3 separate regions of the Mus musculus genome follow, and regions 1 and 2 are each linked to region 3. The links are chromatin loops, found by intact Hi-C in ENCODE. Cell type or tissue: left cerebral cortex. All regions are shown on one strand. Each heading gives the region's core, and the rest is flanking DNA. Links, peaks and the distances in the headings are about the cores only.

Region 1 (9,858 bases), core at 2,329-7,328, 890 kb before region 3:
TTCCTTTCCAATTCACACAGACCATGAAGATCAGGCTGAGCTCCTGCCCATGGCTTCTAGATTGTTCCATGGAACAGCTCAGATCACATATAACAATGTCTCTGGGGTCTTCCCATGCCTGCCAAAGACAGCTCTTGGCCTCCCATTTCCCTGGACCAAATGCCCCCAGGGATTTTGCCAGCCCTCTTACTCACGTGGGTCACGGATAGCCAGAGGCAGAGCCGGAATGCAAAGGTTTCTCATTTCCAAACCTGCCTCTTTCTCCTAAGGGCGTTATGTCGTTTGGAGATTGCCAGTAGATATCTCGGTGTGGTTCATTTTCTCATTTTGTTTAGGTCTTTGTGGATTGCACAAACATTCTGCAACCTGTAGGGCAAGTCATAGCATCTATATTTTATACAAATGGAGACTGAAACCAGAGCTCAGAGAGGCTCAAGCCCAGGCTAGATGCCCTGTGTCCCCACAGGCAGCAGCACTATCTGTGAGCCATGCACACTCTCAAGTCTGCTTAGACCTATAGAGTCAGAGACTCTCAAGCGGAGCCCAGCAATGGTGTTCAACAAGCCCTCCGTATGAGAGTCATTGTCTCAGCCATGAGCGGGTGAATGCTCTGGCTTATAAATAAAACCAAAATACTTATGTGCTTTAGGATACCCAAAAACTCCTCCAAACCCCCCTTTCCTCTTTCCTTGAACTCTAGAAAAAGCAGCTTAAGGGATAGGGCAAAAGTGTTTGCCACACAATATAAGGACCCAGGCTAGAATCTCCGTAACTCACAGAAAGCTGTATGTGGGAGTATGTGCGTGTGCGTGTGTGAGCCAGTGCTGCAGGGGTGAGATGGAAGGTGAGGGCAGGAGGGTCCCTGGAAGCTTCAGGGCCAGCTCACCTGGTACACAGTGGCTGACAACAGAGAGACCCCCGTCTCAAACAATACAAAAGGTGAAAACTGTCCTCTGGCTTCCACACATGTGCTGTGACATGCACACACCCAAGGGTGCACATGTGACCCACCCATGAACACACATGACACACATGCACACACACTTGCATACATGCACGTTCGTGCATGTGTGCACACACACATACAACACACAAGCTTCTCTATTATAAAAACAGAATTGGCCAATGAGCATAGTAAAACTGTTACTGTTATCTTTCTATCCCTATAATAAAATACCTGGCATGATCAGCTTAGAAGATGCTGACTGACACCTTTAGAAATTCTAACCTATGGCTGCCCATGTTTCCATGTCTGGGGCCTGTGGAGAGGTAGAGCAACATGGTAGGAGTGTGTGAGAGATCAAATCTGACTCTCCATGTCCAAGGAGAGAAAGGAGAGGGAGAGGGAGAGGAAAGGGAGAGAGGCAGAGGGAGAGAGGAAGAAGGAGGAGGAGGAAGACGAGGAGGAAGAAGATGAGGAGGAGGAAGGCAAGGAGGAGGAGGAGGAAGACAAGGAGGAGGAAGGCAAGGAGGAGGAGGAGGAGGAGAAGGAGGAGGAAGACAAGAAGGAGGAGGAGGAGAAAGATGAGGAGGAGGAGAAAGATGAGGAGGAGGAGGAAGAAGATGAGGAGGAGGAGGAGGAAGAAGAGGAGGAGGAGGAAGAAGAGGAGGAGGAGGAAGACAAGGAGGAGGAAGGCAAGGAGGAGGAGGAGGAGAAGGAGGAGGAAGACAAGAAGGAGGAGGAGGAGGAAGATGAGGAGGAGGAGGAAAAAGAGGAGGAGGAGGAGGAAAAGGAGGAGGAGGAAGAAGATGAGGAGGAGGAGGAAGAAGATGAGGAGGAGGAAGACAAGGAGGAGGAGGAGAAGGAGGAGGAGGAGGAAGATGAGGAGGAGGAAGACAAGGAGGAGGAGGAGGAAGATGAGGAGGAGGAGGAAGAAGAGGAGGAGGAGGAGGAAAAGGAAGAGGAGGAAGAAGAGGAGGAGGAGGAGGAAGACAAGGAGGAGGAGGAGAAGGAGGAGGAGGAGGAAGATGAGGAGGAGGAAGACAAGGAGGAGGAGGAGGAAGATGAGGAGGAGGAGGAAGAAGAGGAGCAGGAGGAGGAAGAAGATGAGGAGGAGGAAGACAAGGAGGAGGAGGAGGAGGAAGATGAGGAGGAGGAAGACAAGGAGGAGGAAGATGAGGAGGAGGAGGAGGAGGAGGAGGTGGTAGAATTCCAGAATCCTCTAGGGCATAGCCTTAAAACCTTCCATAGGCCCCACCCCCTATAGGTTCTGGTACCTTGTCAGAGAGCCCCCTGACCGAGCCTTTAGTATGTGGACCTTTGGGTGGCATTCAATCTCGCCTTCTCTTTTGTCTTCTGTAGCTCATAGTGCTGAGAATAAAGAGCCATCTCTATTCAACAGGGACGTGAGCCCTCAATTGACCGCTGAAGACAACGAAACGCTCCAAAAAAGCACCCGAGGTACCATCCTTAAAATATGCTCTAAGTCTCAAGTATGGAGGGTTCCAGAACATGTCTTTTTTATTTCATGGTATTTTAGCCGAATAGAGTCAGTGTACCTTTAAATCGCCTGCAGAAATGTGCAGACAGCTCGTGTGGGTCACATTCCTGTAGGCTGCGGCAGGAGGACCATGAGTTTAAGGCCAGCCTGGGCTACATAGTGACACTGTCTAAAAAGCAAAACAGAAAACAGACAAGTCATAGGGCCTACACATAATGAATTAAATATATTTCAAAAAGTTGATCATTTTTTTCTAAAGGATTTTCATGTTTTTTTTGTTTTGTTTTGTTTTGTTTTGTTTTGTTTTTCTAGAAAGCCAGGGTCATTTAGAATGTGGGATCCTTGTCTGAGGCGCTGCCCCTGCTGGGTCCTGAGGCTGTCCTAGGTTAATCTAATCTCCTAGGGGTCTGGCTTCTTCCTTCTTGTTGGGTTGACTGAGCCTGCACTTGTTGATAGTGGGGAGAGGCTGAGCCCATGCTGGTACCGTGCCCACTATACCTGTCCATACAGCCGCTCCGTCTACCCTGTTATTCCTTCCTCACTTTCAGGAATTAACCACCAAGCCTGGCAACTGTAGTCCAATCCTCCAGACCCTCCTGGCAGGACAAGAGAACGGACTCCCACAAATTGGCTACACTCGTGCATAGCGAGTGTAGGCGCACTTACATACACACACAGACACACAAAATAAAGAAAATGTAATGTTAAACTTGCTAGTGCTGAATTTTTGCAGCATAGCCCTCAGAGATACTCCTCATGGACCTGGGAGGAAGGTTTGGGCTCCGGTTTTACCCCCTAACCCAAGACAGCCCTTGGGCAGCACTCTCTGCCTGTGTTGCCCAATCTCTTCAGCATTCGTCACTCGGACGCTCCTTCCTCTCAACGTATCTTTTCTCCCAAGTCTTCAAACCCTCCCCTTCCTCTGACCAGATTATAAATGGAATCAGAGACGCCCCACTCCCCAAGTCTACAAATGTCAGCTGGCATTCCAAAGCCAGCCTTGTGATCTCTCAAAGTCCCCAGAGGGTTGTCAGAAGTCAAGGCCATCTCTGGCACCATCTACACAGGATGACAGTCAGGAATCTTTCAAATCACAATCTTGGTCAGTTTTTCATCACTGTGGCAAATATGTGAGAGGAGCAAATTCAAGAGCTTATCTTGGCTCTGGATTTCAGAGGTGCCAGTCTATGGTCAGCTGTCCCCTTGATCTGAGGCTCTGATAAGGCAGAAAGCATGGTGGAGAACAGCCACTGACTACATGCTGGCCGGAAGTAGAGGAAAATGCCTCCCCTCATTGGCTGGCTCCCTCCTTTCCTATTTTTATTCTGTGTGGGTTCTTAGCCTTTTGGAGAGTGCCACCCAAATTCAAGATGAATCTCTGCCTTCTGTCACTGTCTCACATGTCAGCCATGGGAACACTCTCACATACACACACACACACACACACACACACGAGCACTCATTCTAATCTCCTGTGTGTGTCTCCGTTGTATCAAGATCACAGTCAAGATGACCAATCATGCTTACACACACAAGGCAGACTGAATCTGCAGTAGAATTTCTAAAAGCTTGTGGGGCAGGAAGAAGGGGGCAATAGAGAGTTATTTTGGCCACTGCCAGGTGAGTAGCTGTAATTCAAATACTCTGCCCTTTGCTGTCCAGTTTCCGGTGCCGGAGATTTAATCCGGTGTCTCCAGCCTGTTAAACAATTGGGTTACCACTGAACTACACTGTCCGTGATTCTCCAAGCCTTTGAAGTCGGACGTTCCTGCCTCCTCTCCACCTCCTCCTCCTCGCTCTGCCTCCCCACGGACCTCACCTCCTGTCTTCTTACTTCCTGCACCCTATGGTTTGTTCATTCTTCTTCATGAACGTGCTGCTGCTTGTCAGCCCACACCCTCTGAATCTCAGCTTGTCACTGGCGGCAAGGCCTGTCCCTTCCCCCGCTGGACTTTTGAAGCCAGTGGCTGAGGTGCTAGTATGTATACTTCTGCTCTGAGCAAGGCCGCCCACCGGATTGTCCTGGTTGCTAGTCACCTGTCAGGGATGGATTCAGGCCTCCTCTAGCTTCTGCTCTTGTGTCTTCCTACCTAGGTGCCTCCAGGGAGAGTCTGCCGTGCGGACAGCTGCTGAGCTTCCTGCAGAAGAATATCATCTCTGCTACCGTTGCCATGGCAGCAGTCCTCCTGGTGACGGTGCTGGTGGTGTTCACACTGGTCACATATAAAAGGCGGAGACAGACAAAGTGAGTGGCTCTTGGCATCTGTCTGCTAAGAATTCGAGAAGTTGGGTGGTGGAGAGATGGCTCAGGTTCCGTTCTGCACAGGTGGGTCATAACCACTTTCCGTTCCAGTTTTAGGAGAATCCAGTGCCCTCTTCTGGCCTCCCAGGGCACTGCATGCATTCGGTACATGCTGGCGAAACACCCATACATGCAAGTTAATGTAAGTGGGTTTTGCCAGGCAGTGGTGGCGCACGCCTTTAATCCCAGCACTTGGGAGGCAGATTCAGGTGGGTTTCAGAGTTTGAGGACAGCCTGGTCTACAGAGTGAGTTTCAGGACAGCCAGGGCTACACAGAGAAACCCTGTCTCAAACTCCCCACCCCCCCAAAAGTGGGTTTTGTTGTTGTTTTTAAGCAAACAAATGACTCAAGGAGTTTGAAGCACAGTTGCTTTTTACAGATCACAGATGTTGGGAAGACAGGAATGTCTTCCTGTTATGTCTTGGCATCTCCTAGCATGGTCAATAAAAGTTCCCAGGTGATGGGTTTCAGCCACTATCTGACAATTCTGAGGCACTCTGAAACTCTGGAGTCCCTGACTTACTTCTCAAGGCCACACAGATTAGCCAGGTTTCCTCATACCAAGAGGAAACTGGAGGGGAGATGGCAGAGCTTCTGGTTAGAAGACTGGAAACTAATCTATTCCCCTCCCCCTCCCCCTGAAACAGAGTTTCTCTGTGTAGCTCTGGCCGTCCCAGAACTCACTTTGTAGACCAGGCTGGCCTTCAACTCAGAGATCTACCTGCTTCTGCCTCTGGGATGCTGGGTCTAAAGGTGTGCGACATCACACCTGGCTACAGACTCTAGATGCAAAAAAGGCAAAGCACGGCTATGAGAAGGTGCAGAGTGGGGGGGGGTGGATGTGGGGAGAGAGCGAGGCTGAATCCAGTCAGTGTATGCTGGTTTGCCTGTGCTGACTAGACTTCCTCTAGTAGACTGTCTCTGTCTTCCTAGACACTCTCACGATCCTGTCAACAATGGGTTAATGCCTGGCACAGCAGGAACCTCAAGGGGGCAAAGACAGGGTTTAGGCACAGACAGGGACCTTAGGCAGACAGCAGAAGCAAATAACTTGAAAGAACAGCATATGCGCCCCTCTGCATCCTCTGAGACACACATTCCTGATGGCAGCCAGCTACAGGCCACCTCCTGTGGTGACACTCATCTTGTCACCCTTTGTTTTGGGTCTGAGGCTGTGGTAGTTAACTTTCTCCTTGAGAGCTTATCACTCCCTTCTCTAAGTGCCAAGGCCTCTGGCACGTAGTCCACCCAAGCAGACTAGCCAACAGCTACCTCACGTCCAGCTTACTCTTCTGAGACAGGGTTGGGGAACCTGGATTTGAGGGGTCTGAAATTAAGCTTGGCTCACCTTACAGACCTGACCAGGGCCCATCCTTGGATCAGTTATTTTCTCTTGGAAAAAAACTGGTTAGGATGAGCGGGGGTGGGGTTGGGGGTGGGTGTGTGTGTTGGGGTGGGGGGGGGTGGGGAGAAAAGCAAGCAATGGAGGCGTTTCCTAGAGGCACCTTGTGACCCTGGGTCAGAGGGCCTGTCATTCAGGACAGACCTTCCCTGAGGTAATAGAATTCAGATCCATCAGAAACCGCAGTGGCCCTCCTGTGTGTTTAGTGAGCCGTGTGGTGGTTTGTTTTCTTCATGTTAGGTATCCTCCAGCGAACATGACATACAATATTTTTATAATGAATGGGAAGTCTTTGTGGCAAAATTCCCAAGATAAGGACCTCAAAAAATTCATGGGAAAGCCGAAGCACCTGAAGTACAATTCCTTCGTCTGAGCCGGTGGAGGGGCCAGCAAACGGCCACCCAGCCACTGCCAGAGAGTTCTTTTGCGCTACCCGGATAGAAGTCCAAGGTAGGCAAGAAACTCTTCTAAAGCTGGTCTCTGGAAATGTGGGCTTCACATCAGTGCGGGTGGGTGGAAGCAGTGGCGGGTGGCGCCCCCTAGCGATAAGTCTCGTGTACGCCTCTCGTGTGGGCATGCATTTGACAGCTTCATCCCTACTTCCACTTTGCTGCTTCTTTCTGCTCAGCCACTGGAAACTGTTCCTTCCGTTGTCAGTCCTATCACCAGGATAACTTGGGGAGGGGATACTTGCCTCCGTTAGGGCAGCATTTGAGAAGTGGAGCTGCAGTTTCTGAATGGGTCCTGGGGGTGGCTGCGATCATTAAGGGGTGGGTATCCTTTCTCACTAGGAGCAGAATCCTAGTGGGCTCGTGGGATTCCCAGCCTGGATTCTTAGCGGGTCCTGGGCAGTAGCGCCATGCTTGCAGAGCTACATTAGCTCAGGCCTGTGGGCGCTGCTGGAGAATGGGCTGGAGGTCTAGGTGGGCAGCTACTTTGCCTGTTGCATGGCATACCAAAGCCACCACTATGTCACTTCTTAAGTGGATCAGTGGTGGGTCCAGCACCAGCCACTGGGACTGCTTTGAGAATGCTTGGGCGTCTTCAACTGCTGACCAGTCGTTACAGGAACTTTGAGCTGGGGCCCTGATCTTGGGACTGCGGACTTCACACTGGGCAGTTTGGAAGCCCACTCTTGGCAGTACTGGGTTTGAGGACAACACTGGGCTGGGCTGTGTTTGGGTAGAACGTGACCCTGAGTGATGTTGCGTTCACCTACCTGCCAGGATCTTTTTTGATCAAGCCTTGGCCTCAGGCATTCGCTGGCTCAGCTGTCACACACAGGCTGCCTTCTGCTGCATGGCTTCATTTTAGCTCAGACTACACTAAAGTCAGTGAAGCAAGACCATGCAGAAGACCTTATTGGATCTGACACTGTAACAGTAGGAATCCTGCGTAGCACAGGAGACTGCCCCACAGCCAGCTCCGAGAGAGCAAAGCAGCCTGCTTAAATAATCCTGAAGGGCTGTTTGGGACCAATCACAGCAATTTGTTGGGGTCAATCGTTCCCCCAGGCTTATGTTTTGGACCAATCACAGGCTTGCCCTGGGGCCATAGTAGTCACTCCACCAGGGGTAGTTAGCCAAAGTGGAACTAATTCACTATGTGACTGCAGAAAGTTTGGCACAAACTGTTTCACTAGGACCTCAGCACGCCTGTGAACTGTGTAGTTGTCTCAAGGCATCAGCAGGGCATTTAAGATGGCCAGTGCTGGCATATATGACGCTGTTAAGATCCACAGTCCTTTTGCTCACAAGCAGCTTGGGCGACAAGAGAAGGTGCCAACGATGCTAATTAGGGGGGTCAAATTGACCCATCCCAGAGTCTGTTCATTTACAGGTGATGAACATCAGAAGTATTGCTTGTTATAGATATGTGCAGAACTCAGCGTTAACAATGACAACGACTTTAGCAGACTTGAACCGTGCTTTCCACCTGCCCTGTGCCCAGAGAGGGGTGGGCAAGGAAAGTCTCGTCATGGAGAGGCATTTGAGGTAGAGCTGTGAGGTGTGTTCTACAACCATGCTTCCCTTCACCCACTTGTCTTGACTGGACCACTGGATGCTTGTGCTAATGGAGTATGAAGGAACAGGGCAGGGTACTTGGCTTGCGTTTGAGCACACTTCCCAGTGGACGGTGCTGTTTTGGAAGATTGTAGTGCCTTTAAGAGGCCACACCATAGAGGAGGGTGGGGACCAAAGAGGGCAAGCTTCAAGGTTTTATTTATGTATTTATTTTTAAAGATTTGTTTGTGCTTTTATGTGTGTGGAGAGGTATGCACAAAGTCACATGACTTTGGCTATCCTATGAGGTTAGAGGTAATGGAGCTGGGGCTTCAGGTAGCTGCCAGCTAGCTGGCATGGGTACCAAACTTGGAGCCTCTCTGCAAGAGGCAGGAAGCCCTCTTAAACTCAGTCTGCTTTCTCTTCTTGTGTCTCTGTGACCAATAATAACTCAAGAGAACAACTTGAAGGTGGGAAATATTACTTATTCATAGGGTCAGTCACTGGTTGGTCGGTCCCGTGTGTCTAAACAGTGGTTCCTGTGGGGGAGGTGAGCTATTCACATCATGGCTGACATGGAAACAAAGAGGAAGAGGGTGCAGAGCCTCAGCTGGCAGTCTCTCTCCTTTCCTTTGTATTTTCTTCAGCTCCCTGCCCACTGGAAGGCTTCACCTGCCTTGAGGGTGTGTCTTTCCTCCTCAATTAATTTTCTCTGGAAACACCTGCCCAGACACATTCAAAAGTACACTACGGCAGTCTTATGGGGGAATCTAAATCCAGTCAAGGCAGTGGTTCCCAGTCTTTCTAATGCTGCGACCCTTTAATAGATTTCCTCCTGTTGTGGTGACCCTCAAGCATACAATTATTTTGTTGTTACTTCATAACTGTAACGTTGCTATAGTTATGAATCGTTAATGCAAACCCCTGATATGCAGGACATCTGATACACGGCGTCTGTGGGGGTCGAGACCCACAGGTTGAGAACCATAGAGCCAAACTGCCTGTCTTAATTTCTTTTCTTGCTGGGGTAAAGCACATGACTAGGCAACTTAAAAAACATAGAGTTTATTCTGGCTTACAGTTCCAGGGGGAGAGTCCCTGATGGTGGGGTAGCCTAGAACCAGACAGAAAGTATGGCAAAGCCACCATGACCACGGTAATATTTAAGGAAGAGAGGGTATTTTGGGGTGGGAGCAGGGGTTACAGTTCCAGGGACCTGAGAGTTTCAGAGGGCAAAGTTTGTCATGGAGAATTATTAGCAGCAGGAACAGAAAGCTCAGAGCTCGAATTTGTAAGTACAGAGCAGAGAGAATAACCTGGAAATGGCCCAAGTCTTTAGACTCTCAAAGCTCAGCTCTGATGACATAGTTCTCTCACAACACTATAGCTCCCCAAAGAGTACCACCCATGGGGGACCAAATGTTCAGGAACATGAGCCTGCAGAGGACATTTTTATTTAAACCCACACTGGCAATGAAGACTAACCATCATACTAGCCATAAATCTTGTTAATAACCATATTCTCCCTCCTCTGTCCCAAGTCTCTCATCTATTTGATATTCAAGGGCTGCTGGCCACAAAGTAATGTGGAGTGGGGACTTCTCAATGTGGGGCAATGGGCAATTTCTGGAGATATTTCTGGCTATGTGTGTATATACATGTGTGTGTATGTATGTGTATGCATGTGTATGTGTTATATGTGTGTTTAT
Region 2 (9,858 bases), core at 2,569-7,568, 75 kb before region 3:
CATAAAATCCCCTTGAATCCCAAGAAAAGACACGGTCTGCTCTGGGGTGCACTGCACAGTGTTCATGGTGGTCTGTTAAGACTCATCCACTTCCTTTCAGCATCTCACTATATGAGCTGCAGCTGGTAACTTCCACCTCTGACTGGCAGCTCTTCCTGCCGCAAGCAGGGATGTACATGGATGAAGGTACCAAACATGTGTCTCTTTATGCAAGCAACTCTCCATGGAAGGAAATCCAGGAAGGAAGGAGAAAGCCCCAACTTACTGTGGAAGTATGGTGCCCCTACAAATAAGACAAGAAATAAAAGGTACCCTTTTCCAAATAGTTGCCTCTCCCCAAAACTGTTTTTGGGGTGCTGTTAAATTTCGCCATTATTTTGTCTGACTCAGCACTGGCTTTTCAGATCTAGAATATGACTATTTTCTGGCTCGGATTTGAAAGTACATAGAATGGGAAGTTACCCACACAGATTTAATTAGAAACATAGGGTGACCCAGGTCAAGAAAAATAAAAATCCTTTCTTGGGGATTCTCTGACCTCCGGACATGGGTGCTTTATTTTCGGTTTGTCACTGCAGTGTGGGATCTTGTGTCTGGTGGAGGTTACACACTCGAAGGTTTGTGGATGTAGACAGGGCATCAAACAAGAGCTCAGGCAAGACGCTCCTAGCTCAAAATCAAGATTAAAGAGCAGGAAAGAACCCAGATGCCCCTCAACAGAGGAATGGATACAGAAAATGTGGTACATTTACACAATGGAATACTACTCAGCTATTAAAAAAATGAATTTATGAAATTCCTAGGCAAATGGATGGACCTGGAGGGTATCATCCTGAGTGAAGTAACCCAATCACAAAGGAACTCACACAATATGTACTCAGTGATAAGTGGATAATAGCCCAGAAACTTAGGATACCCAAGATATAAGATACAACTTGCTAAACGCATGAAATTCAAGAAGAATGAAGACCAAAGTGTGGACACTTTACCCTTTCTTAGAAATGGGAACAAAACACCCATAGAAGGAGTTACAGAGACAAAATTTGGAGCTGTGACGAAAGGATGGACCATCTAGTGACTGCCATATGCAGGGATCCATCCCATAATCAGCTTCCAAATGCTGACACCATTGCATACACTAGCAAGATTTCGCTGAAAGGACCCAGTTATAGCTCTCTCTTGTGAGACTATGCCGGGGCCTAGCAAACACAGAAGTGGATGATCACAGTCAGCTATTGGATGGGTCACGCGGCCCCTAATGGAGGAGCTAGAGAAATTACCCAAGGAGCTATAGGGAACTGCAACCCTATAGGTGGAACAACAATATGAACTAACCAGTACCCGGGAGCTCTTGTCTTTAGCTGCATATGTATCAAAAGATGGCCTAGTCGGCCATCACTGCAAAGAGAGGCCCATTGGACTTGCAAACTTTATATACCCCAGTACAGGGGAACACCAGGGCCAAAAAGGGGGAGTGGGTGGGTAGGGGATTGGGGGGGGGTGGGTATGGGGGACCTTTGGGATAGCATTGAAAATGTAAATGAGGAAAATACTTAATAAAGAAAAAAGAAAAAAAAAGATTAAAGAGCAGCTGAGCCTCCCCCCAAGTCAGGAGAGCAGGGAGTGCTGGGAGCGAGAGACAAGCTTGTTTGGAACAACAAGCTCCATAGATAGCACTGACCCATTATCACATCCAAAGAATGGAGACCGAGGGGAGCCACATGCTCTAGAAAAAAACAAAATGGACATGCTCATTCTCTCTTTCCCCATTGGGACTGAATCTAAATCGCGTCTGGGAGGTACACCACCACTAAATTGCCCACTGAATTGGAGATCTTTGGATTCATAATCCTCTCTCTGCCGTCTAAGTATCTAGACTAACAGGCCCAGGCCATCGAGCCAGACTTGACAGTCTGACTCAGAAGCTAATTTCTCCAACGTTAAAGTAGCAGGATAACAAGATGCAATAAATACGGTCGTCATATTCCGTGTGAAAGACTCGGTGAAACTCTTTTAATTAGTCCTCTTAAAGGGAACCATTGTGATGAGACCTTAGAGTTTGCATCATAGACTTTGTATCCGGCATCTGAGTTGCATATGAATCTATGGCTTATATTCCATTAATATGTGTACTTCATGTCAATGTTATGTGTTATATATCATATTAGTATGCCATATCAGATGTTAATATTAGTATTCTGTATAGTAGCATGCAATATATGATAGTATTAAAGCTTGCTAATATACTATTATGTGGCATGTGTTAATTACATATATTAATATACTAGCAATTAGGAACTCTTAGGAGCCTGATTTTCACACCTGTAAAATAACAATGACATCAGCTACCCTATTAATCAACCTATTACTCTGCTGAAATACCTGAGGTGAGATAGGATCTTCTATTCAGCTCACAACTGCGTGGCCCAAGGCCCTTCAGTGTGGTGCCAGGCCTGATGAAGCCTATGCTTTTTGTATTGTGCAATACCAGGACTACGTGCATGCCCCTATCTGTGTGGTGCCTTCGCCTCATAAAGACCCTACTCTAGTGATCTAATTTATTATAAGCCATATCCCTACCTCTAAATACAACAGTAGGGTGACGTTCCTGCTCCCTTATTCCCATTCATGTAAGACTTCAGGAATTAAACTCCCATTGAGTTCAGGGAGCAAACTATTATACAAAATACAGCAGCTACCTCGTGGGGACATGTGTTTCTTGGCAACCTTTTCCCCTTGGGTAGCCTGGACCTGAAACTCCAAGGCCTCCTGGACTCCATATCTGATAGAGAAACTCCTCCTGGCATCAGAGGGAAGCACTCAGGACCAGCAGCAGACGTCGACAAACCCCTCTGTGGTGCCACAGAGAAATGCTGACCTGTGGAGAAGTTATTTTCCTTTCTCTTACTTTGTTTTCTGACATCTTCAGCCTCTGTGAGTCTTTGTACACATGTCCTTCATGTGGACTAAAATCAGCAAAGCTTTGAGTGGTCCGGAAGGGCTGGGACAGAGGGTGTTCTCAGTCAGCACATAGGGGGCTTTCTCCCACCATGCTGGAAAGCCCCCAGGAGCCTAAACAGCCTTCCTGATAGTTGCCCTGCTTTACCTCAGACTCTGTAGCTATCATGAGGATGTTCAGCCTAATAAAAGCAACTTGTAGCCAATATGTGATCTGCGACCCTAACCTTTAAAAAATAACTACCTATGTTGGTAAGTATAGAAAGTCTCCTATGCAGAAAGGCACCAGGATGTGGGTTCAAGTGACATCGGTGGGAGAGTGACATTATTTCTCCTTCTGGCTGGGCAAGTTCATCCAGGACCCCAGCTCCTAAGTTTGACACCCAGAACCACAGAATTCTCCAGGTCCTTTGAGGACAGCCCTCTGCTGTGCCTAAGACCTAAGGCTAAGCGGTGTCTCTCCCAATTCTGAGTCAGCCAGCCCTTGCTTGTTTGCTCTTGAACTTTGTACCTGTCCCCTGATGGGCCAGAATCAGGGTTTGGTGGAATGGAGGACCCTTCTGATCTCATCTCTCTCGGGGCCCCATGTCTGTTCCTTTTTCTGCATCTGGAGTCCCAGCTACTGGATGTCTCTTTGTCTGAGTGCAGAGTCTGAAATAGCTAGCTCAGAGTATTCTGCCTGAGGGTGATGGGAGGGTCCAGGTGCCATTCCTTTCCACCCAGAACCAAACTCACCATATTCCCCCAAATACTTCTCTCTGGCTTGGATGGTGTGTCTTCCAAGGGTTCCTGTGTTGTAAAATTGGTCCCCAATGTGGCAATGGTACGCAGTGGCATCTCCAAGAGATGGGGCCGAGTGGAAGGTGATGATGTCAAAGGAACATGGTCCTCAGAAGGGACAGAGACTCACTGGGGAGCTCAGGCTGGCCTTGAATTTACGTGAGCCCAGGTTAGCCTCCCACTCACTCCTCTAGCCTCTGTTCCTGATCTGGGATTACAAGCAGGTGCCAGCACTGAGTTTAACCTAGTCTTTATGGGACTTATATTAATTCTGTATGAGTCAGGGTTTTGGTGGTGGTGGTGGTAGGTTTTGTGGTTGTTGTTTTGTTTTGTTTTCTCAAGTCACGGTTTCTCTGTATAACAATCCCTGGCTGTCCTGGAACTTGTTCTGTAAACCAAGTTGACCTCGAACTCATAGAGATCCATCTGCCTCTGTCTCCTGAGTGCTGGGAGTAAAGGCGTGTGCTACTACTGCCTACTGCCTGCTGCCTGGCTGAGTCAGTTTGTTTGTTTGTTTGTTTGGCTGATTTTTGGGGTTTTTGGGGGGTTTTGTTTTGTTGTTTTTGACAGAAGGGAACCTCCCTCCTCCGAGTCACAGGTTTCCTGTGCCATTACACACATTCTCTCAAACATACCCTTGCCATGATGCCACCCACTATAAGGCAAGACGGATGAGACCACCTAGTCTCTAACAAATACAACCCCATATCCCCGATCTGGAGTATAGCATCTTTTGCTTACTGTGACAGCAGCTCTTGTCTCAGGGTCAGCTTTTGCCCATCTCTTGCTTCCCCTGTGTAGTGGGTCAGTTGCTGACTGGCAGCTTTTTTTTTTTTTTAACTGTTTGCAGAGCATGCATCTCCATCATGTTTCCTGTGTCCTCATTATGACAAAACCCTATGACCTCAGCCTGAGGGTCAGAGGTCAAGAAGGCTGGGTGCTCCTCCAGAAGGCTTGACCTCAGTTCCCTGTACCCACATCAGCCAGCTCATAACTGCCTGCAACTCCAGCTCCAGGGAATCTGATGTCCTCTTTTGGCCTCTGTAGGTACCACATACATGTGCATATGTACATACATGTACATACATGTGCACATGTACATACAAACCACACACACACATATAAACCACACACAGAGATACCCATAAACTTAAAAAAAAAACTCAAAATACTGCACAAACTTCTCTGTAATTAGGGAAATGAAACCTAAAGTTTCATAGGATTTCCACGTATCTACTGTCTACTGATAGAAAATGGCTAAAGTAAAAATGAGCATAAAAGATTCTGAGTTCTGCTACTACTGGTGGGAGGGTAATCAGTATAAATACATTGGCAGACTGTCTGGGAGTGTATGGAAGAGATGAATCTGAAAGAAAAAATGCAGACACTTTTAGATATCTTTGACAACCACCAAAAATCCTCTCCCTACCCTCAAATTTAAAGTGCCTGAAAAAAGAAATAATTCTCTACAACACCAGCCGACGCTGGAGGGCTCTATAACTCCCATGCTGTGATACAGTAATGACACATGGCCGTGCCAGTTTTTAAACCCCAGGGAAGGTGACTAATTAGCCAAATGTGGATCATGTAGCCCAGTAGTGAAACATGGTAAAGATATGGGAGCAGCCAGCACCAGCCAGGGGCACAGCTTTATAGCCACTGACTGTGGCTAGAAGGCAGATTGTCAGAATCCTTGCCTCAGCAATGAGCAAAGCTAAGGGACACAGAGCAGACGATGACAAGACAACTCATCCCTGAGAAAGTCAGGCACTGTGATGTGTTTCTGTGGGATAAGTCATCCAGGGAAATGTTTCTGAGGACTGGAGCGGGTAGAGAAACAGCCACAGCCCCTGATCACAGTATCCTTTGACATGTATTCCCCAAAACCTGGGGTGTCTGAATCTGAAACAACTCTCATCTCTCTCTCCTCTTTCCTCTCTTTCTCTCTCTCTCTCTCTCTCCTCCCCCCCCACACACATACACACACACACACACACACACACACACACACACACACACACACACACACACACACTCCACATTTAGACTCTAAGCTGGAACTTAAGGCTGCTAGACAAAACTAAGTTACAAAGTATAGAGCAACAACAGCACAATCTAATAGCATCTTAGTTACTTTTCTGTTGCTATGCTTAAAACACTGACAAAAGGCAATTTAGAGGAGGAAAGGGATTTGTTTTAGCTTAGAATTCCAAGTTTCAGTCCATTATAGGCACAAAGTCAAGATGGTAGAACAGCTAGCTACATCACACCCATAATCAAGAGAGAAATAAATGCATGAGCCCTCAGTCTCCTGTTTGTGTTGTCTGATTTTCCCACTTTTATACAGTTCAGAACTGCCTGCCTAGGGTATGGTGACACCCATGGTGGGCTAGGTCAATCCTATACTAATTAACTTAAGACATTCCCCCACAGACATGCTACAGGCCAACCTAATTCAGACCAACTCTTATTGAAACTCTCATCCCATAGGATTTTCATGGCATGTCAAGTTGAGGATACAAACTGACCATCATAGAACAGAATATATTTTTTTAAAGATAGTTAATTTAGGAGATTGCAAAAATAAGGCTGGGTGTGGTGACACGCACCTTTAATCCCAGCACTTAGGAGGCAAAGGCTAGCAGATGTCTATGAGTTTGTGGCTAGCCTGATCTACGGAATGAGTTCTCAGCCAGCCAAGGCTACATAGTAAAACCCTAACTCAAAACAAACAAACAACAAAATGAAGGTGTTTATGACCATGACAAAACACAGAGGCAAAAATGTGTGCATGTTTAGTTGTTCTCTTATTTCCAAAATCAGGGAGAGATGATGACAGAAATTTCTGTACTGGGGTTTCTAGCCATAGATAAGGAAGTCCCACCAGCCCTGTGACTCAGTGATTACAACTAGACACAACAGATTCTAAACATATAGCAGGGACTCAGGTGACAGAAAACTGCATTTCCCATCCAGAAACAGTATTTTACAGAAAGTTGTTCTTCTGCTATATTGACCCATGTAGTCAAACACCTGCCCACATCTCTATGAGATTGACTCTCCATGTGGTCCCCAGCTGGATGACCCCAGCAGACATCCTGTGGCATGCTGGCACTTGCGTGAGTGCAAATGTTGCTTCATTGATCGTTTTTTTTAAAGTCTGTTTCCTGAAAATGCAACTGTCTTCTTTCAATTCCCCAAAAGTACATGAACATTTACTGCACTAATAGACTAGTTCCTAAAATGCCGACCACTGAGCATCAACAGAGAGTGGACTTTGAGGAAACAGAGGATCCCATTGTACCTTCAGTGCCTCTGTAAATTAGTAAATTGTGGGAGACAGAATGGAGGTTCCCTGGAAAACTGAAACTACAGCCACACTATGGTATACCATTCTCACTACTAAGTATAACTTTTCAAAGGAGATAAAATCAGGGTGTTAAAGAGACATCTGCACCCCCATGTTCATTGTGGGATTGTTTAGAGTGGCCAAGTTGAGGCAATGCAAATGTTCATCAATGGATAGCTCAGGAAATAAACAGGGTGAGATGAAACACTCAAGAAGGAAATTCTGTCATTGGCAACAAGGGACTAAGTACAGTGAGCCAAACCTCATACTGCAGCATCTTGGTTGTGTGTGGACCCAGAGAAGAAGATATTCCTCCCAGTAAGGAATAGGGCAATGGTTTCAAAGTCCTATTCAAGCAGGAGAATGAGAGGGAAAAGGGTAGAAGTTACCCAAAGGACACAAACTGCCTGTTAGAGGCAAGGAATGCATTCAAGAGATTCATTTACAGTTGAATAGCTAAAATTAATGAAAATACATGTGTGGTGTGGTGGTTTAAAAAAGGATGTGTGCCCTGCCCCCCAGGCTCATATAATTGAATGCTTGGTCATCAGGGACTAGCACTATTTGAAAGGATTAGAAGGTTTGGGAGGCGTGGCCTTGTTGGAGGAAGTGTGTCACTGGAGGTGGGCTTTGAGGTTCCAAAATCCCATGCCCAGTGTCTCCCTTCTCCAGCAATGTGCTCACCATTCCTCTTGTTATGCGTCCACCATGATGATAATGGACTGAACCTCTGAAACTGTGTGCAAGCCCCCAACCAAATGCTTTCTTTTATAGATGAGTTTCCTTGGTCATGCATGGTGTCTCTTCATACCAACAGAACAAGAACCAAGACAATATTGTATACTTGAAAATAGCCAAGAGAATGGATTGCAGGTGTTTAGCTTGGAACAGCCATTCTGTAATGAGTGTGTACATAAAAAAAATATTGTTGTATCCTGTAAAAATGTAGCTTTTGTCAGCTAGAAAAAAAGACAATCTGGATTTGCTTCTTGTTACCTGGAATTAATTTGTGTATCATGTGACCGGAGAAGGATTAAAAAGCTAAACAAACTGTGTCATTTATCTAAATTATGCTTAAAGGTTTGGGATACTGGGAACCCATACTCACTGTTAGTGGGAATGTACATTGTTGTATCCCCAGTAGAAATCAGTAAGAAGGGTCCCTTCCCCCAAACCCAACAGGAATAGATCTAGCACATGGCACAGCTATACCAGCCCTGAAGACATACTCAGAGGACTCTATTTCCTACTACAGAGACCCATGCACATCTGTGTTATTGGTGCTCTAATTACAATGGGTATGAGATGGGAACAACCCAGGTGCCCATCGATTCATGAGAGGATAATGAAAATGTGGTGCCTACATATAATGGAATTGTATTCATCTATAAGAAGAAAATGAAATTATGAAATATTATCCTGAGTGGAGTAATCCTGACCCAGAAAGAAAAAGTCTCTCCTGTTCTCACTGATGGGTGGAATCTCACATTGAGTCTTTAGGTGTGTGGTTTACTCTGGAGTACATACAGGATGGAGGAAGCTAGAAAGGGACTATTGGTAGGGAGGCAGGAAAGATAGACTTTAGAGAAGGGACTAATAGAACACAGAATGCTGGTGAGAGAAAGGGCAGAGGGAATAATGGACGGGAGGCTTGGGTGGGCAGACAGATGGGTGGGTACGACAGTAAAAGGAGTGGCAGAGGAAAGACTAAAGATGTTTAAAATGTCATATGCAAAGAAGTTCCAGAAAGAAAAGAGTAACTCCAAAGATCATGAGACAAAGAGAGCTGGGAGCCAGGCAAGGTGAGGTCTCCGCCACACAGTGAAAGTGGATCTAGTTTTGTCGTAAAACAAAGAGACTTTCCAGACCTGATCCCTTCTCTCCTGAGCTTCTGTCACTCTGATAGCACAGAAGATAAGAAAGAAAATGGGTCTACGTCTTCTTGGAGATGAGGGCATGTTATCAAAGAAGGGTCAACCCTGGCTCCTGTTCACGCTTCCTCTGCTCAGTTTCTGTCCAGAGGACTTTGAGAAACAAGGAGAATATGGGAAGAACTGTCCGGAACAATTATGGACTTGGTACACTGGTGTCTGATTTGGGGAATTATAATCGGTTCAGATGCCACACCCTGTGGAAGGAAGCATATGCAGTAGTAGAGGTTAGAGTGCCTGCCCATGAAAAACTACCACTTGTGGGTTGGATGGAGGTGCAGTGGCTAATGAGCTTGCTGTATGAGTGTGAGGACCCAAACTCAGATTTCCTAGAACCCGTGTAGAAGCCAGGCACAGTGGCCGTGCTCCTATAATGACATGGTAGATGGAGGCATGAGAATCCCTGGAAACTTCCAGACCAGCTAGCGTGACACACACAGTAGTGTACAGGAGACTCTGCCTCAAGCAAGGTGGAAACAGAACTCACATGAAAGGTTCTTCTCTGACCTCTACATACATGCTATGGCATGACACACACATGCACACATGTGCACACACAGATAGATAGATAGATAGATAGATAGATAGATAGATAGATAGATAGATACATACATACATACATACACACATACATAGATATATACACAGATAGATAGATAGATAGATACATACATACATACATAATACAAACATACATACATAGATATATAGATACATAGATATTAAAAATAAATGAATTAAAATCAGAGAAACATGATTCAGCCCAGCAAAATTGGATCAATTAATTGATAGGTCAGTCCAGCTCATGATTTAAAATAACTCAGATGTCTACATTGAAAT
Region 3 (9,858 bases), core at 1,706-6,705:
CCTTTACCCTGAGGGCTTCATGTGACTCGCCCAAACCAACAGGTTTCTGCGGTCAGGACTCAGGAACAGGGCTGAATATAATTCAGTGTTTACTCTTCTCTTTGTGCTCTGGCCACTGCCATGGGAGGGGAGATGCAGAGGAGAGGGAGCCCCTGCCCTTCTTTTCTGGGTCTGGGCATCTGCTCAGACAAGAAAGATAAGGCACAGAGCAGATGGCATCAGACTGACCACACAACCGCACAAAACGGCAGCGCAGTCTCCCTCACTCAAGAGACCTTGCTGGAAGACATGGAGGGTCCTCCAGAGTTCTATCAATGCTTAGTGTCAGGAGTGGATGGAAATATTCAAGGGCACAGACTGTACTCGCCTTTATAGTTGTGCCTGGACCCACATCGTGCAGCAGGGACATCTCTGGGGGGCTGCGGGGCAGTCCGTCATCCTCAGAACTCATGCCGGTTTCCTCTGCCCGCTTGATAGGAAGGCCTCCTGGAGGCGGTGGCCCCATCTTCACGTTACATTGTATCTTTAACTAGATTGAGGGAATAGTAACCATTCTTAGTGTTTTCATCAACAATAGCTAGCAACAAATCTTCCTGCTCTGATTCATTCATTCAGGAAATAACTTCAGCACCCTAGCACAGTGCCCTGACCTGAATGTCTGTCCCCAGCTCCCTCACCACTGTCCTTATTCTTTAGGCAGTCACCAACAGTGAGTCAGAATGTGACTAACTTGCATGCCTGAGACCCGTGAAGAACCTGTGACCCGACTTTCAACTGTATAAAATGCTAAGCTGAGATCACTTAGAAACTTCTAGATTAACACTGGACAGACACCCAGTGAGAGTGCCAAGCGAACCCTTACCTGCAAAGCCTTGATCCGGTCGCACACATTTTCTTGGGAGAACACCCGCACGGGCCGAGCAGGGTCCTGTCCCGATTCAGGAAAGAAAATACTGTCGTGGGAGAGGGCCCGGCTGCCCATAGTACCCCTGGACTCCCTAGGATAAAAAGAGCCACTGTGAGCTTCCACCACCTCCATCTGCCCCTGATCCTAGGGACTCAGAGTGAGAGAAGGGATAAATTAATGTGATCCCCCCAAAGCCCTCTGTCACACACAGTTAGCAGTTGCTTCTCTGTCCCTTTCACCGTCAAACACTAGTCAGAACCTACAAAAGGGGCATTTTCCTAAGAGATGTGAAGCTTGTGGATTATTTTGATTAGTGGAAAAAAACCGAAAGTTTGGAGGCGTGAGGTCCGAGTCACTAGCCTGTGGAGAGGAAAGTCTGGTGCTGGCTGGGTCCTGTGGGAATCTGTCTCAGGTGCCCTGGGAATGTGAGGCTGTGGGCTGAGGGCTAAGCTAACGTGGGGCCCATAAGCTGGAGGCTGGAGGCACAGCAGCATCTCCCCAAGATGGTCCAGACCATAGACACAAGAACTGCAGGCCTGTAGAGATGCTCTCTGCATGGATGATCTGGCATGGTTTGTGTATCCCACAACTGTGCTGTGACCGGAAGAGTGGAAGCCCGGCTGACGTCTAAGGACCTGACTCAAAGAAAGTCCCAGGACATTCATAAAATGCTCTCAGAGGATATGGGAATTAGCCGTCAGAACTCCCTAGCCTGCTGAATAATAGGTGGAAGGAGGTGGCTGAGACATTCAGTTAAGGAAGGAAAGCGGCCTCTGCATGCACTGGACATCTTGTGTGCACCAGCCCCACCCTGTCCTCCTTGGGCATCCTGTCTTCTATGAGGCACTGGGGACTTGAAGGTGTGGCCTGTCCTACTGCATATCCAACTGTGTTGTAATACTATATGTATGTGTGCATTGTGTGTGTGTGTGTGCGTGCGCGCACTCACCAGGAAAGTATTCTTCCATTGAGCATCCCAGCTCAATGGTGTTTCCTTTCTAGCCTGCAAGTGGAAATCCAGAGTGCCTGGAAGGGTGTATCTTCACAGACACTCAGAAGGACTCAGCCCACAGAGCACACGCTCCAAATGCCAAGGACATGCATGCACTTAGATTTTCTTCCTACAGTCAACAGCCTGGGTCCACCCTCTGGAATCCCTAACTACTGCCCAAACATCTCCAGTCCAGGTGTAACTGGCGTGTGCTTACCAGAACACACGGGACAGAAGAATGTGGCACATCAGTTGGGCAGAGCAGTGGGAACATGCAGACATGCTGAGCAAGTACTATGCCTGCTAATGGTTTTTAAAATAAAAACTGATACAGTGGCAGATACACGAATGTGGTTTAAGTGGGAAGGAAAGAACTGGATAGGGAGACAGTGTGAAAGGTAACAACAGTTACAATTTTGTCTTTGGAAATATACAGTGTGTTACCCAACAAGACACAAAGTCCATCCAAGAGGGAAATCTCTAAGACTAGGGGGGGAAAGCCTAATTTTACAGCAGACACAATGGCATATCATGGCACAGTACTGGGGAGTGAGAGGCAGGAGGATCGCTGTGGAAATGGGGAAAGAGAAGTCACTGTTACAGGAAGAAAGCAGAAAGCAATTTCATCACAAGCCAAGCTTTTCCGTGTAACAGGAAACAGGATACAGGGAAATAAAGCAAGAAGTTTCATCTCCCCTGGAATGAAACTGCTCAGAATTCTCTCAGAAATAAACCTATTTCCTAGTCCTACCCAGTAGTGGTCTAGAAGACACTATAGCTGAGTAGCCATCCTGGCCACCACACCCATGCCGTGATCTCCAAGGCAAGTTCTCTCTGACAGGAAGGAAACACAGCTTGTGAAAAAGATCCAAGCCAGGAAGCATACAGCACTGAACTGGGACGTCTCCCTGTGCAGGAAAGCAAGGAACCTTTCAGCAATGGCTGGGCTCACGACCAAAGAGAGGGAAGCTAATCAGAAGGAAGTCTTCACATCGCAAGATGAGACAATGAATAAAGACTGTTATGGACTAAGGCACACCAAATATATTCGAAATCAGAGTGTTTGGGGTCGATGTGTATGGAGCTGGGTTGGTAGAGTGCCCAGCTAATATGCACAAAGCCCAATGTTCCTTCTGGAGTACCGCATGGGATTGGGTGTGGTGGCTTACACTTATAATCCCAACACTCTGAAGATGGAGGGATGGTTGAAGTGCAGGGTTGTCCTTGACTATACAGTGAATTTGAGGCCAGTCTAGGTTACATAGAATTCTGTGTAAATAAAGCAAAATTTAAAAAATTTAAAAAATACAATGTTCACAATGATCTTTTAGAGGGAAAAAAAAACTTTTTTTTTTTTTTTTGGTCACAGTTAGGTGTGGCAGTGTCAGGGACTACTCTGGGAGCAGACACCACTCGAACACCAACCAAGCATTAGTTTGTTTTCCCTGAACAGCTTGTACTTCAGGCTCTCATGAAGTTGACAAAGGAAAGCTATTTTAAAAAAAATTTTAGATTTATTTAATTTACACACATGTGAGGGTTTGCCTACATAGATGGATAGCACATGCATGCCTGGTGCCTGAGGAGATCAGAGGACATCGGATCTCTTGGAACTGAAGTTACAGATGGCTATGAGCCACCATGAAGGTGTTAGGAACTGAACCCAGATCTTCTTCAAGAGTAACAAGTGCTCTTAACTGCTGAGCCATCTCTCCTGCTCCTGATAAAGGAAAGTTCTTCATAGAAGAAACCCAGCAATGTGTAAAATGAACAGAGGAATTAGAAACCCACAGTTTTTGCACTGAGGAAATGGACCATCTACATGTTAAGGGCATCAGATACAAACCGGGGAGTAATGACAGCGACCACTCAGGATTAAGATTGATAGAATAGGGCTGGGGAGATAGGTGGTCTGCTCTTCCAGGGGTCCTGAGTTCAATCCCTAGCAAACACATGGTGCTCACGACCATCTGTAATGGGATCTGGTGCCCCCTTCTGGCCTGCAGGTGTACATGCAGGCAGAACACAGTACAGAATAAATAAATCTGCCTTTTGATACAGGGGCAGGCCACACATCTCTCCAAGCTCAACGTCTAGGCCTTTAGAGCAGCAGTTCTCAACCTTCCTAACCCTGAGATGTTTTAATACATTGTGGTATTCCCCAATTGTAAAATTATTTTTTGTTGCTACTTCACAACTGTAATTTTGCTACTGTTATGAATTACAATGTGAATATCTGATATGCAGGATATCTGCTATGTGACGCCCAAAGGGGTAGAGCCCCACAGGTTGAGAACCGATCATCTAGATCACTATGAGCCAATATAGAATCAGGAGAACAAAGGCTGTAGCTCCAGTGTACTGAGGGCAGATGCAGAGAGCAGGGTGTTCTGTAGGCAAAGGGACCCAGGGGGCTGTCACTGACGAAGCCAGCACCAGGACACCCCAGCACAGGCCATCTGCCTGTGACCTTGCAGAAGTTGCTGCAGAGTCTGATGACAGATTCTCACAGAAACTAAAGAAACTGTCTGTTCGTCAGTGTTGACCTGGAAAAAGTCATCGTTCCCTCTAGAACCTCATTGTACCGGGTCTCTAATCACCTTTAAATTTTAAATTTTTTCTTTCTCTTTTTTGTTTGTTTTTTTTTGTTGTTTTGTTTTGTTTTGTTTTTTGAGACAGGTTTTCTCTGTGTAGCCCCGGCTGTCCTGGAACTCACTTTGTAGACCAGGCTGGCCTTGAACTCAGAAATTCGCCTGCCTCTGCCTCCCGAGTGCTGGGATTAAAGGCATGCGCCACCAAGCCCGGCTAAATTTTTTCTTTTTTCTTTTATCCTGAATCAATCATTCAATCTCTCTCTCTCTCTCTCTCTCTCTCTCTCTCTCTCTCTCTCTCTCTCTCTCTCTCACACACACACACACACACACACACACACACACACACACACACACACGGTGGTGGTGGGGTGCACGAGAGCACAGGTGCCTGTAATTACAGTCCGGCGCTGGAGTTAGACAGCTGTGAGCCACCTGGTGTAGGTGCTGAGAACTGAACTCAGGCACTCTGTAGAAGGGTGTGCAATCCTAACTGCTGAGCTGTCTGTCTCTCCACCGGCACCCCCACCATCTTTCTTTCATTAACTAACGTCAATCATGTTCTTACTGTGTGCTAGTCACAGACAGATATCAAGGGCCCTGTCCCACTTTCCTTGGGTTCCTATGAAAAGGAACACGTATGGGTTGCATCCCCAGAGCCTGGTCCTCTAGCTACGTTCCTGTTTGTGGCTAGAGAGATTACTTCCTGGCTTGTTTTTTAAACACAAGGAGATGGGGGTAGGATTAGAGTTTCCCTGGGCTAGCCAGAACTGCCCCTTCCCCAACAACTTTGCAGTCATACAAGGCATCTACCACCCCCACCACCCCCTTCTACTTCAAGCTAGCTTGGGGGGGGGGGGGAGGCGGGGGGGGGGTGGGGGGCAGGACCACTGGTTCTCCAGCTTCAGTCTTACAGCTCCACCAAGTGGCCAGTGTAACTTCTCTGCCTCTAGAGCGATATCCTCCTGGCTAGCATTTTACCCTGACATGAGAGTTGATGTTTAAAAGATATTTCAAGCTTCCTCCTCTTCTCTTCAGTCCAAAATACAACCTTGTGAGACACACAGCTGTATTGTGATGAATTACAAGTTACAAAATAAAAGTATTGTTCCCCCAGAGCTGCCTGAGTGTCCATCCCCAGTGGATCTGAATTAGTTAGGTCCAGACAAAAAGCCATAGCCTTGTTATCCACAGGCCTTGCTCTAGAGAATGAGCCCTTACTTAATCATCGTTCAAGTCCAGAGATGTGTGTTCCTGGTACTGTGTCCCAGGTCTTAGGGCATTCTTGGATAATTTAAACCAGGGTCCGTGTCCCAGTCCTGCCTTTCTGTGAGATTCTGGGCAGCCTACCTGGTCGCTTTTGGCTGATTTTGCTGATTTCTGTTATGGTTCAAATCTTTTGCAGCTACTTTGCTCTTAAAAAAAAAAAAAAACTGTATCTCTGGGTGCACACATGCCACAGTACCCAGGTATGCGTCAGAGGCAAGCTCCGATGGCAGTCCTTTCCTTCCAGCTTGTTTGGGACAGGTCCTTTGTTATTCAGCTCACCCCCCAACCCCAGGCAAGCTTCACCACCCCCAACCCCAGGCCAGCTCGCACCCCTTCCCCAAACCCCAGGCCAGCTCGTCCATGAGCTTCTGGAGCAAGGCCTGCTTCTGCCTCCCGTGTTGTTTCAGGAGCTCTGGAATTACAGACCTACACAGAACCATCTTCCCAGGCATAGCTGTGAACTTCTTTCTGTATATTTTTTAGATTTATTTATTTTATGTATATGAGTACACTGTCGCTATCTTCAGACACACCAGAAGAGGGCATAGGACCCCATTACAGATGGTTGTGAGCCACCATGTGGTTGCTGGGAATTGAACTCAGGACCTCTGGAAGAGCAGTCAGTGCTCTTAACTGCTGAGCCATCTCTCCAGCCTGTGAACTTATTTTTTTTTAAAAGAGTTTATAAAGTTTTATTTTATGCTTTTGAGTGATTTGCCTGCATGTACATACATGTGTCATACATGTAGACTCTCAGAGGCGTCAGAGAGCTCAGAATTAGAGTTACAGATGGTTCAGCCATCATGTGGGTGCTGGGAAGCAAATCACAGTTCTCTGCAAGTGCCCTTAACCACTGAACCATCTCTCCAGCCCCAATTACCGTGACCTTTTAAACGGTTCCCACACCCAGCAGGTAGCAAGTACACAACCAGCTTTCCCCCACCTTTCTCCATCCCTGTGCTTGGAAAAGCTAATAGACACACCATGCACTAAGAGACTCCCAAGGCTCTCACATCACCCAGGTGGGGAGGAAGCTCAGAAACAGACAAGATCCTAAGGCACTGAAGATAAGAGCTCCGGACACCTCCTGTGCCCGGTGTCCCCCTCCTCTTGAGGCTCACAAGCCAGACGCACATGAGAGCAACTTACTCCAGCTCATCTTCAGAGTCATACACGGGCCCCGACTCCTCAACGGCAATGACCTCGCTCTTGGCCGGATTTTGCTTCCAGGCGCTGTTTCCTGTGGGTGAGGGGGATTCCTTTCTCTTCTTCTTCCCAAACAGCTTCTTAAAAGTTTTAAATTTCGACTTTTTCTTTCCTATTCAGATGACAAGAAGAAAGATTAGCGGTGCAGGTGTGCGAGGGACGCAGGTGAGCAGAAACCAGGGGCTCAGAATACTACAGACACGACATATAAGGTCTGCAGCCCTGAAACAAATATTGGTTTCTATCTTTAAAAAAATAATTAAAAAATGCATGTGTATAGATGTGTGTCTATTTGTGTACTTCATGCATGCACTCCCCAAAGAGATGCTGAGAGAGCACCAGATCCCAGGAACTGGAGCTACAAGGTGGGTGTAAGCTGCCACGTGAGTGCTGGGACTCGAATGTGGGTCCTTTGGAAGCGTGGCCGGGGCTCTTAGCCTCTGAACCATCTCTCCAACTAGAAAATGAACCAAGAACTCTGCTCACAAACAAGAATCCAAATCCAAGCAACCCTCCTCTCACCAGGTACCACGTTCTTTGAATCTCTGCAATATGCATCGTAAATACTTCATACACAACGTACACATAACGTCAGAGGAGGTGAAAGCTGTGTGATAATCCAAGTTGTTTTTCCTAATATGTTACTTTTTAAGGATTTATTTTATTTTTAAAATTGCGTGCTGGGGTGGGTATGTAAGAAGAATGAGCAAATAATTGTGGCTGTTGCTCCAGTGGTAAGGTCAGAGTGTGCTCCTCCGATGTCACCTTCATTCCTGCCCACAAGGCCTCTTAGGCCAGAAACCCATGACTGCCCCAGGACAGCTCTAGCCACGCTCTGTCCTTCTCAGAGTATCTGTAAGACCGGATGGTAAAAGGGAAGAGAACCCGAGCACACAGATCTGCCATGTGACACAGCCGACGTTTGCTAAAACTGTCTAAGGCGGCTTTATTAAGTAAGTTCCACATAGAACTGATTTAAGATATAAGAGAGGGTCCTTTTAATTGTCTTTGTGCTAAAGTCCCCTCGGGAACTTGAAATGACCTTGTCTTCACGTGGGGAATAACCTGAGATTCTGCCAGCAAGAGCCAGGCAAATGTCATTGCTCCAGAGGGGACAAGCCTGCTACGGCAGTTTTCTCAATGTCCGATGGAAACTTCCTTGTAAATCAAGGGATGTTTATCTTGCGTGCAGATGGTTCTCCACGCAGAGCTTGTGCTGAAAGTCTCTCGGGAAGTCTTTGCGTTTGACAGGGACACCACCTGGCCTTCAAGTAGTCAACATATTATTAGGTGTCCCTGGAGACCTTCACAAGTAAACAGGCCTCCTGCCTTGACACCCGGGTGCTGCTCAGGGGGTGGGAGCGTGGCTAAGCAGAGCAGAGTGTGACAGCTGAGCGCTTCTATGCCAATGGAAAAACCCAGCTTCTCTCGACCTGGCACCCTCTTCTGGCCACTGCAGGCACTGCATGGATCTAGACACCTAAATCCATGCATGCACACGTACCTCAAGAGTTAATCTTCCCCTCCTAGACTTTGTGACCCAGCCTCTTAAACAGCTACAGGACCGACCCATGTTACTTCTTCAGTCTGTTCTGTTGTCTCACACACATAGGGATTTATCTGCATCTTAACACTTCAAATTTCCTGGCAAAAGTTACCACGGAAACGCACTGCTGTGTCGAGCATCCACAGCACCTGTGGTGGTATGTCCTTGTGCATGCCCCGTGTTAATTATTTGTGCCTCCTTTTTCCTTGGTCAGCTACACCGATGGCTTGTGAAGAGTTAGCTCTTCTAGGGCTCCGGAAGCCAGGTGAGAGCTCTACCCTTAAGCCACACCCCGAGGCCCAGAGTTACGATTTTGTTTTTAAAAAAGGTTCTTTTTTTTTAAAACCTTCTCTTTCTTTGCTAATACATACATTTCAGGAAATACAGTTCCCTCTAGATCTGTTAAGTTCTACACATCATAAAAGTTTGTGTTGTCATTATTCTTTGGTTTGAAGTATTGTCTGATGTCCACAATCATACATTTTTAGATCTATGTGACCTACGGAAAGGCATGTCTTCGCTTCCAAACACTTGGCAAACTTCTACCTCTCCGTCATTAATTTAATTGGAGTGCGATAAGGCACTCTGAAGTTTGTTCTATTCAAATCCGTTGAGACTTACTTTATGGTTTCACGTATTGACTGATTCCATAAACTTCCTATAATGCTCAGGAAACAGGGTATTTTCTTCTCTGTTTTAGAGCTGGCAATTTGGGCTCTGCCATTTTCATTTTGAGTTTATATTTTATATCTGTACTAATTTTTAAAATAAATAAATTTGTCCTAATAATTTGAGAGAGAGACAGAGACAGACGAAGGTCTTATTGACCTTTCTTTAGTTGTCAATTTCTACTTCACAATTTTTTTTTTTTTTTTTTTTTTTGGTTTTTTCGAGGCAGGGTTTCTCTGTATGGCCCTTGACTGTTCTGGAACTCACTTTGTAGACCAGGCTGGCCTTGAACTCAGAAATCTGCCTGCATCTGCCTCCTGAGTGCTGGGATTAAAGGCGTGCATCACCACGCCCGGCCATCTACTTCACAATTTTTAAGGAGTCTATCAGAGGCAGGCAGAGGTCTTTGACAACGCCTCTGTTTCCCCTTTGGGCCTGACAAACGTCCTCTTTAGGTTTGGACTTTCAAGTTGGTAGTTATTTTTCAAATAGCTCGAAGCTTTGTGGTACTGTTAAGAATCAGCCATGACTCTCCTTGCTCCTGTGAAGGTAGATCTCTCTCCTCCTTGGACTTAAGACTCTTAATTTGGCTTTGGCTTTCTACATCTTTCCCAGTGTATTTCTGCTGCCTTTTAATTTATTCATCTTAGGAGTCATTGGGTTTATTTATTTATTGATT

Evidence for each region. Peaks named below come from ENCODE experiments on the same cell type or tissue, not always from the same donor. Only the 100,000 strongest peaks of a DNase experiment are listed, where the experiment ranks them.
Region 1: it touches region 3 in a loop (3-fold over the local background); 4 of 42 quality-filtered maps call a loop at or near these places.
Region 2: a loop joins it to region 3, with 2.2 times the contacts of the local background. A loop is called at or near these places in 2 of 42 quality-filtered maps.

Annotation. Positions count from the first base shown.
Region 1 is chr1:36,739,976-36,749,833 of GRCm38, forward strand. It overlaps 4933424G06Rik (RIKEN cDNA 4933424G06 gene), which reads left to right. Exons shown (of 9, transcript NM_001374322.1): 6 at 2,303-2,401; 7 at 4,536-4,686; 8 at 6,387-6,596. The coding sequence ends at 6,519. Gm33533 (a long non-coding RNA gene) reads right to left here and starts at 4,817. Exons shown (of 7, transcript XR_865346.3): 1 at 4,479-4,817; 2 at 1-366. In left cerebral cortex, for the core only: CTCF peaks have their summits at 4,815 (motif pointing left) and 6,669 (motif pointing left); DNase peaks (open chromatin) are centred at 3,775, 4,648, 4,765 and 6,678; H3K4me3 peaks cover 466 bases; H3K27ac peaks cover 762 bases.
Region 2 is chr1:37,555,253-37,565,110 of GRCm38, forward strand. No RefSeq gene overlaps it. Among named protein-coding and RNA genes, the nearest start is that of Mgat4a, 19 kb to the left of the region's middle. In left cerebral cortex, for the core only: no CTCF peak of the experiment used is centred there; DNase peaks (open chromatin) are centred at 5,293 and 6,816.
Region 3 is chr1:37,630,954-37,640,811 of GRCm38, forward strand. It overlaps Cracdl (capping protein inhibiting regulator of actin like), which reads right to left. Exons shown (of 10, transcript NM_028096.1): 3 at 6,908-7,076; 4 at 863-998; 5 at 368-529. Among named protein-coding and RNA genes, the nearest start is that of 4930470B04Rik, 18 kb to the right of the region's middle. In left cerebral cortex, for the core only: CTCF peaks have their summits at 3,903 (motif pointing left) and 5,446 (motif pointing left); DNase peaks (open chromatin) are centred at 3,890 and 5,434.